Regions from separate parts of the Homo sapiens genome. Here region 2 is linked to region 1. The links are chromatin contacts, found by Hi-C or POLR2A ChIA-PET in ENCODE. All regions are on one chromosome and are shown on one strand. Each heading gives the region's core, a stretch centred on a gene start or an enhancer-like site at or near the end of the contact. The rest is flanking DNA. Distances are from core to core; before and after follow the strand shown.

The links. A loop is a pair of places that touch in the nucleus more often than their neighbours do. ChIA-PET counts read pairs that join two places held with the same protein, here RNA polymerase II (POLR2A). Pooled maps may share reads with other maps.
Region 2: a pooled map shows a loop between it and region 1 (2.4-fold over the local background). The contact joins the promoter of BCAM here to the enhancer-like site in region 1. A Hi-C loop is called at or near these places in 2 of 50 pooled maps. POLR2A ChIA-PET finds 5 or more read pairs at or near these places in 10 of 52 experiments (A549, H1, HEK293 and 6 more).

Annotation. Positions count from the first base shown.
Region 1 is chr19:44,739,375-44,743,232 of GRCh38, reverse strand. No RefSeq gene overlaps it. Among named protein-coding and RNA genes, the nearest start is that of BCL3, 7.4 kb to the left of the region's middle. Within about 2 kb of position 1,797, at least 34 of the 41 ENCODE cell types and tissues checked have a DNase peak (open chromatin) inside an H3K27ac peak, as active enhancers do.
Region 2 is chr19:44,807,222-44,811,059 of GRCh38, reverse strand. BCAM (basal cell adhesion molecule (Lutheran blood group)) reads right to left here and starts at 1,957. Exons shown (of 15, transcript NM_005581.5): 1 at 1,854-1,957. The coding sequence starts at 1,935.

The DNA of each region.
Region 1 (3,858 bases), core at 548-3,047:
TGTTCATTTCTGTCTCCACGCTGCTGGCCTTAACCCTTACCCTATCCAGCAGACCAGGGCCTCCTTCTCACCCTTTTCTACTCACAGAGGAGACAAGACAGAAACATTCACTCCGGGCTGAGTTGCAACTAAGAATTGGCCCACTTAATCCTCTTAACACCTTGTAAGGAAAATTCAGCTAAAAACCCAATTTTATAGAGGAGGAAACAGGCACAGAGAAGTGAACTCACTGCCCGGGTCACACGGTGAGGAACTGGGGAGAGCTGAGATTTCAAGCCAGGTCCCTGTGACCCCAGCACGCTTCTGACCTGGGAGAAGTGGCCATGAGTCTCGGAGACTGCAGGTGTGCCCTTCCAGCTTGATTCTAGGCCCCTTCTCCCTGGGAAGAAATGGTTTAGATGGGGAAACTGAGGCATGGAGAGGGAAAGTCATATGTCCGAGGACACCCATGGAGATTCGCACCCTGGAACTCTTCTCTGCTGCCTCCTGGTATGGGGAGGGTCCGTGCGTGGAGAGAGGATGGCATTGCAGCAGGAGGGAATAGAGTTAGACTTAAGGGGCCGGGCATGGTGACTCACGCCTGTAATCCCAGCACTTTGAGAGGCTGAGACTGGAGGGTCATCTGAGGTCAGGAATTCAAGACCAGCCTGGCCAACAAGGCGAAACCCCGTCTCTACTAAAAATACAAAACTTAGCCGGGCGTGGTGGTGGGCGCCTGTAATGCCAGCTACACGGGAGGCTGAGGCAGGAGAATCGCTTGAACCCAGGAGGCCGAGGTTGCAGTGGGCTGAGATCGTGCCACTGCGCTCCAGCCTGGGTGGCAGAGCAAGACCCTGTCTCAAACAAAAAAGAAAAAAAAATAGAGTTAGACTTAAGAGTCCCTTGAGGAGGAACAACCACTAGAGCCTCCAGAGAGGTTCAGGGAGAGCAAGTGAATTCCGCAGACAGAAGGATACAGAGACTCTGGGCCTGGATGGGAAGGGACATGCCCAAGGTCAGGCTGCCTCCAGTCTGGGCCCTGGGCTGGAAGTCCACACGGCTCCGCTCCCTGAGGCTGCTCTGCCCCACCCCCACGGGTGAATGCGGGCCAGCTTCCTGGAGCATGGCCTGCACCTCCTGGTTCCTCCCCACCCTGGAGCCTTGGCAGCTCTGGGAGCTCCTGGCATTGAGCAGAATCAGCCCATCTGGGGCCTAAGCCAAGACTTAATCTTCCCCTTTCTGCCTCTTGCTGGGTCTGCACGCACGACGCTGAGTCAGAGGATTGCGACATCCTCTCTTGGCAGGCCAGGGAGACTGGACACCCTCGTCCCCCCACCCTCTCCGCCGCCCCTGCCAGCTGCCTTGATCAGAGAGGGGTGATTCGGTGGGGGGAGTGTGGAGATCAGCATCTGCCCTGGGTGGGTGGATGGGGGTCTGGGAAGGCGGGGCATAGGAAGGAAGGTCACAGTGGTCTCAGCGAGGTGACAGTAGACAATCAGGTACTAGTGGGCTAGTGTCCTCATCTGTGAATGGGGCCCTGTCTAATTGTTTGGGTTCCAATCCCAGTTCTGTCACTTACCAGCTGTGTGACCCTGGGCAGGTGATTTATTTACCCTCTCTGAGCCCCAGTTTCCTCATCTATAAAATGAGGGTAAAAACAGTGCATGTCTTCCGGCGGTGTTGTGAGAGTCAAATGAATTCACACACGTCAGCACAGGCCTGGCACAGAGGAAAGTCTCAGTAAATGGAAGATATTATTTTAAAATGATTGTTATTATTCATATAGGTATGGGAGTGGCAGCCACAGAGACAGGCAGCTCACATCCCCCTTCAAGAAAAAACCTGTTGGCTGGGTGTGGCGGCACATCCCTCTAATCCCAGTGCTTTGGGAGGCCAGGATGGGAGAATCACCTGGGCCCAGGAGTTCGAGACCAGCCTGGGCAACAGAACAAGACCCCGTCTCTACAAAAAAGTACATTTTTTTTTTTTTTGAGACAGAGTCTTGTTCTGTTGCCCAGGCTGGAGTGCAGTGGTGTGATCTCGGCTCACTGCAACCTCCGCCTCCCAGACTCAAGAGATTCTCCTGGCTCAGCCTCCCAAGTAGCTGGGACTACAGGCACATACTACCATGCCCAGCAAATTTTTTTTTTTTGAGACAAAGTTTCACTTTGTTACCCAGGCTGGAGTGCAGTGGTGCAGCAACCCCTGCCTCCTGGGTTCAAGTGGTTCTCCTGCCTCAGCCTCCCAAGTGGCTGGGACTACAGGCATATGCCACCAATCCTGGATAATTTTTGTATTTTTAGTAGAGATGGGGTTTCGCCATGTTGGCCAGGCTGGTCTCAAACTCCTGACCTTAAGTGATCCTCCTGCCTCAGCCCCCCAAAGTGCTGGTATTACAGGCATAAGCCACCATGCCTGGCCTCTACAAAAAAATATAAAAATTAGCCTGGCATGGTGGTGGTGAGCCTGTGGTCCCAGCTACTTGGGAGGCTGAGGCGGGAGGATTGCCTGAGCCTGGGGGGCTGAGGCTGCAGTGAGCTATGATCATGCCACTGCACTCCACCCTGGGTAACAGAGTGAGACCCTGTCTCAGAAATTTAAAAAAACAAAACAAAACAAACAAAAAAAACGGACTTTTGATCTTGCTGCCAGGCATGCAGAGAGAGCAGACAGCCTCTGACATTGGCAGTTGACTCCTTTGAGGTCTGCTTCAGCTTACCGGCTGGGGCATGGTCTCCTGGGCAGTCTCCAGCCAATGACAGGTGGGGTTCAGAGGTGCTAGCCATTTCTGACCAGGGTGGGACTTCTCTAATGCAAGAGCCTTCCTGTAGGGGGGGCATTACAACTTGACAGTCCCCCTTGCTCACTCCTCTTGCTTCCTCCTTTCCTTTCTGAGGTGCTGTGCCCTGCATATATATATATATAGATAGATACACACACACACAACACACACACACATATATATACACACACACATATATATACACACACATATACGTATATATGTGTATATATATGTATATGTGTGTGTATATATATACACACACACGTATGTATATATATACACACATATATATATTTAAGATATGTGTGTGTGTGTGTGTGTGTGTGTGTGTATTTAAGAGATATATATGTATGTAAGAGACAGGGTCTCACTCTGTTGCCCAGGCTGAGGCTGAGGTGCAGTGGTGCGATCATAGCTCATTGCAGTCTTAGCCTCCTGGGCTCAAGCGATTCTCCCACCTCAGCCTCCTGAGTAGCTAGGACCACAGGCGTGATCCTCCCACCTCGGCCTCCTGAGTAGCTGGGACTATAAGTGTGTGTCATCATGCCTGGCTAATTTCTTTTTCTTTTTGTTTTTTGAGACGGAGTTTCGCTCTTGTTGCCCAGGCTGGAGTGCAATGGCGGGATCTCAGCTCACCGCAACCTCTGCTTCCTGGGTTCAAGCGATTCTCCTGCCTCAGCCTCCCGAGTAGCTGGGATTACAGGCATGTGCCACCACGCCTGGCTAATTTTGTATTTTTAGTAGAGACGGGGTTTCTCGATGTTGGTCAGGCTGGTCTCAAACTCCTGACCTCAGGTGATCTGCCAGCCTCAGCCTCCCAAAGTGCTGGGATTACAGGCGTGAGCCACCGCACCAAGCCATGCCTGGCTAATTTCGAAAATTTCTGCAGAAATGGGATTTTGCTACGTTTCCCAGGCTGGTCCATAAATCTTTCGCATGCCCAATTCCGTATAATCATCTGTCTTCTGGGGGAGCTGAGCTGTGATGATGGCACTGGAGTCAGACAACCTGACTGAGTATTGGCTCTGCTACATACTCATCTATCTCTTTGGGCCTCAGTTTCCCTGTCTGAGTTACAGAATAATGACAATGAG
Region 2 (3,838 bases), core at 708-3,207, 68 kb before region 1:
CCCTGTCCCCTCCTCCCTCAGACTCAGGAGTCTAGGCCCCAGCCCCTCCTCCCTCAGACCCAGGAGTCTAGGCCCCAGCCCCTCCTCCCTCAGACCCAGGAGTCCAGGCCCCAGCCCCTCCTCCCTCAGACCCAGGAGTCTAGGCCCCAGCCCCTCCTCCCTGAGATCCTTTCGCCCTCCATCCCTTCTCCCTGCATCTCTGGGTCTCAAATCCATCTCTCCCTGCACTTGCAGAGCTCAGGGCTCCTCCTCTGGGCTGCACAGGGCCCTGTGGCCTCCGCTGAACACTCCTGGGGTAATACTGCACCAGCCTTTGCTTATCCCAACAGAGCACACGCCACCCCCCAGGGCAGGGCCAGGCCTGGCTCAGCCATTTGCCTCCAGCACCCTGGGCAGGGCCACCTCTGTGATGATGGATAAATGTTTCTCTCCATCCTGGTCTCCACCTTTGCGTGTGTCTCTCCTCTTGGGTCTCCATCTCTGTCCCTGTCTCTGCCTCTCTCTGCACCTGCACCACTCAGTCCCTGGGTCTCTTCCGCTCTCCCATGAGTGAGGGGCTGGGGTGTGGGCTGCGGCTGGGCCCGGAGCTTAGGCGGGATGGATGTGTGGGGGCGGTGAGGGGGGACAGGGCTGGGCAGGTTTCAGGAATGTGGGAGGGACAGGCTGGCTGAGACCTGCCCGGCCTGGAGCCAGAGCCCCCAGCCGCCTCTTGGCCCCCCTCAGTTTGATACAACAGCAAACGGGATAAGTCGAGTCATCTTGCAAAAGGATAAGGTTGAGGCCCAGGATCTTGGGAAGCTGGGCACCTGGACTCCTGGGATCAGAGGGAAGAGGAGGCTGGGGCCTGGTGGAGTAGTTATTGTAGAAAAACCACCACCCTCCCTCACCCTCTGGGCTGGCATCCTGGCATCAGCTCTCAGTGCTTCTTAGAAACTCCCTTCCCTTCTCTGCTCAATCTGGCCCAGCCCTACCCCTGGGGACCCACTGTTGACCATGAGTGTGCCAGGGGCCTGGATTCCCAAGCGCTCACCTCTGGCCCCAGCCTGTCCCCAGGGAGGGGTGACGGGGTCCAGGCTGGTGCCTAAGGCTGGGTCTGATCTGCAGACAAGTGGAGGCAGAGAGTTCCTCTCTCTTCCCCAATCTCTCTCATCTCTCTGTCCCTCTGTCCCCAGCACCCCCACCCCCACCCCCCAGCCCCCGGCCTCCTCTCCTTCTATCCTCATGCAGGTGTGTAAATGTAGCTGAGGCCCCAGGAAGGGGGCCTGTCACTTGGAAACACTTTGTTCCACTGTCACTGCCCGGGGCTGGTGCTCCAGCCCTTTCCTGAGGGAGGCGGGTTCTTTATACTGGACTCTGGAAACTCCTAAATACATGTGGATCGCTGGTGTGGGGACACATGGTCCTCGCTTCTCTAAGGGGTCCCTGGACCTCTCAAAACTTGAGGACCTTTGAGGGAGAGAGCCCTGGGGTTTTGATCCTCTGTGCCCTGGGGGAAGCTATTCTAGCCACTGGAGGCCTGGACTCCTGGGTCTGAGGAAAGAGGGGCTGGGGGCCCAGATTCCAGGGTCTGAGGGAGGAGGCAGGTGGGACCCAGATTCCAGGGTGCTGAGTGGGAAGGGGGCTGACTTCTCTGGTTGTCTCTGATCCACCGCCTGGGTATCCCCAGCTCTCCTGCCTGGCTGTCCCCAGATCTCTCTCACTGGAAGGCGTACCTTCCAACACTCCCATATCCCTCCTCCTTGGGGTCCCCACATTTTGCTTCCTGGGGTCAGGGTAAAGCCCTTTCTCCTCGCTTTCCCGGGGTCCCCAGGGGCCTCTCCCCAGTCCCACCTTGCCCTCAGCCCGAGCCATACCTGGGTGCGCCGCCAGCAGGACTGCGAGCAACAGCAGCCGCGGGGCCCCGCGCGCCTGGGCCGGTGCGTCCGGGGGCTCCATGTTCACGGCGGCGGCGGAGACTGAGCCCGGGCTGCAGCTCGGCCGCTGCGGGGCTGGGAGCCAGAGGCCCCGCCCCCGGCAGCCCCGCCCCGCCCCGCCCTCCAGGCCCCCCTCGTCCCCCGATGCCCGGGCGCGGGGCCAGGACCTCCCACTGCCCGGAGCGGACCTCCCAGTGCACGGGGCCAGGCTCGGGGCTCGTCCGCCCCCAAGCCTAGAGCTGTCCGGGCTTACTGACCAGCGCCTGCAGCGGGGGGCCTGATCGACCAGCGTAGCCAGTGACCCGAGCTGGGATCTCACCAGGCAATCGCGGACCTTCTCCTCGTTATTCTGACCAGGGGCCTTGGGGACTCGTCCCCACTGTGACCAGCAGCCTGGGCTGGCATCGTCGATTTTAACCAGAGGACCCCACTGCAACCTGTGGCCTGCGATGGCCTCTCCCAGTGTAACTAATGGCCCCAAGCGTGCCGTCCGAGTGGCCTGCACTGGCCTCTCCCAGTCCAACCAGTGACCCCCGCAGCCTGACCAGTGGCCCCCAGCAGCTGCTCCCAGTATGCCCGGAGATGTTTTCCCCTGTGGTCAGTGCTCTGGGCTGCTTTCCTCGTCTGACCAGTAGCCTGGAATCAACCGGTTTAATCTCTTATTTTCAATGGTCTTCAAATCCAGGTCCTCCTAGGCCGCTTCGATGATGGGGCTGGGGGTGGGGTACGGGGTGCCCTCTCTGCTTGCTCACCCATGGAAGGCCCTCCCACTCTTCCCCCTATCCAGGGAATCCCAGGAATGCCACCCTCCCTTCCTCCTTCCCGCTCTCTCCTTCATTCCCTCCCAACCTTGTGGGGAAGGGAGGAGTCAGACTGGCCAGAGCAGGTGAGGAGGGCAGGGGAAGAGGCCAGGGCACCTGCGGGAAGGGGGAGGAGTCCAGCCACTGCTAGGAAGCGTGGGTCACAGGTCCGACTGCCCAAGGCCCCTACAGGCCAGGTCAGACTGGGACAAAATCCCCCACTAGATGTCACTAGTTGCCCAGGACAGTGGTCAGAACGTGGGAGGGTGGGGGGTCGCTGGCCACACTGGGAGAGGTTACCCAAGCTTCTGATCAGCCTGGGGGTTGAGGTAGCCCTGGAGCTGGGCTTTGCCTGCTCAGACATACAGAGAAGGCTTGGATTACAGGTCAGCCTGGGAGTTATTAGACTGGTCAAGGTTACTTTATCCATTGGTCATACAGGAGACCAACGTTTTTTTTGTTTGTTTGTTTTGTTTTTGACAGGGTCTCGCTCTGTTGCCCAGCCGGGAATGCAGTGGGCGCAATCATAGCTCATTCAAACCTCAACCGCCTGGGCTCAAGCAATCCTTCCACTTCAGCCTCCCAAGTAGCTGGGACTATAGGCTTGTGTTACCATGTCCAGCTAATTTTTGTATTTTTTTGGTAATAGAAACAGGGTATTACTATGTTGCCCAGGCTGGTCTCCAACTCTTGGGCTCAAGTGATCCTCCTGCCTTCCAAAGTGCTGGGATTACAGGCATGAGCCACTGCATCCATCCTACAGAGCAACTGTTACATTGGGAAAGACCTTTTAGGATTAACTGTACCATCCCCTCCTCCAGGAAGTCCCCTCTGCCTTCCCTGGCTGGGTCAGGTTCCCCCTCTGGGCTCCCCCACCTGAGCCCGGCACACTCTGGGGGTCCCTGGCTGGGGATAGGTCTGTCTCCCTCAGTGGACTGTGAGCCTGTGAGGGCAGGGCCAGGGATGTCTTGATCACTGTGGTGAGCTAAGGGCTCCTCCCCTGGGCACCCCGCCCAGCACAAGACCAGACACAGTGCAGGTGCTCAGGGAAGGTTTGTTTGCAAGGCACACAAACTCACGTGCAGATTCCATCCAGACTGGAGCATCCCAGGATATACAATACAA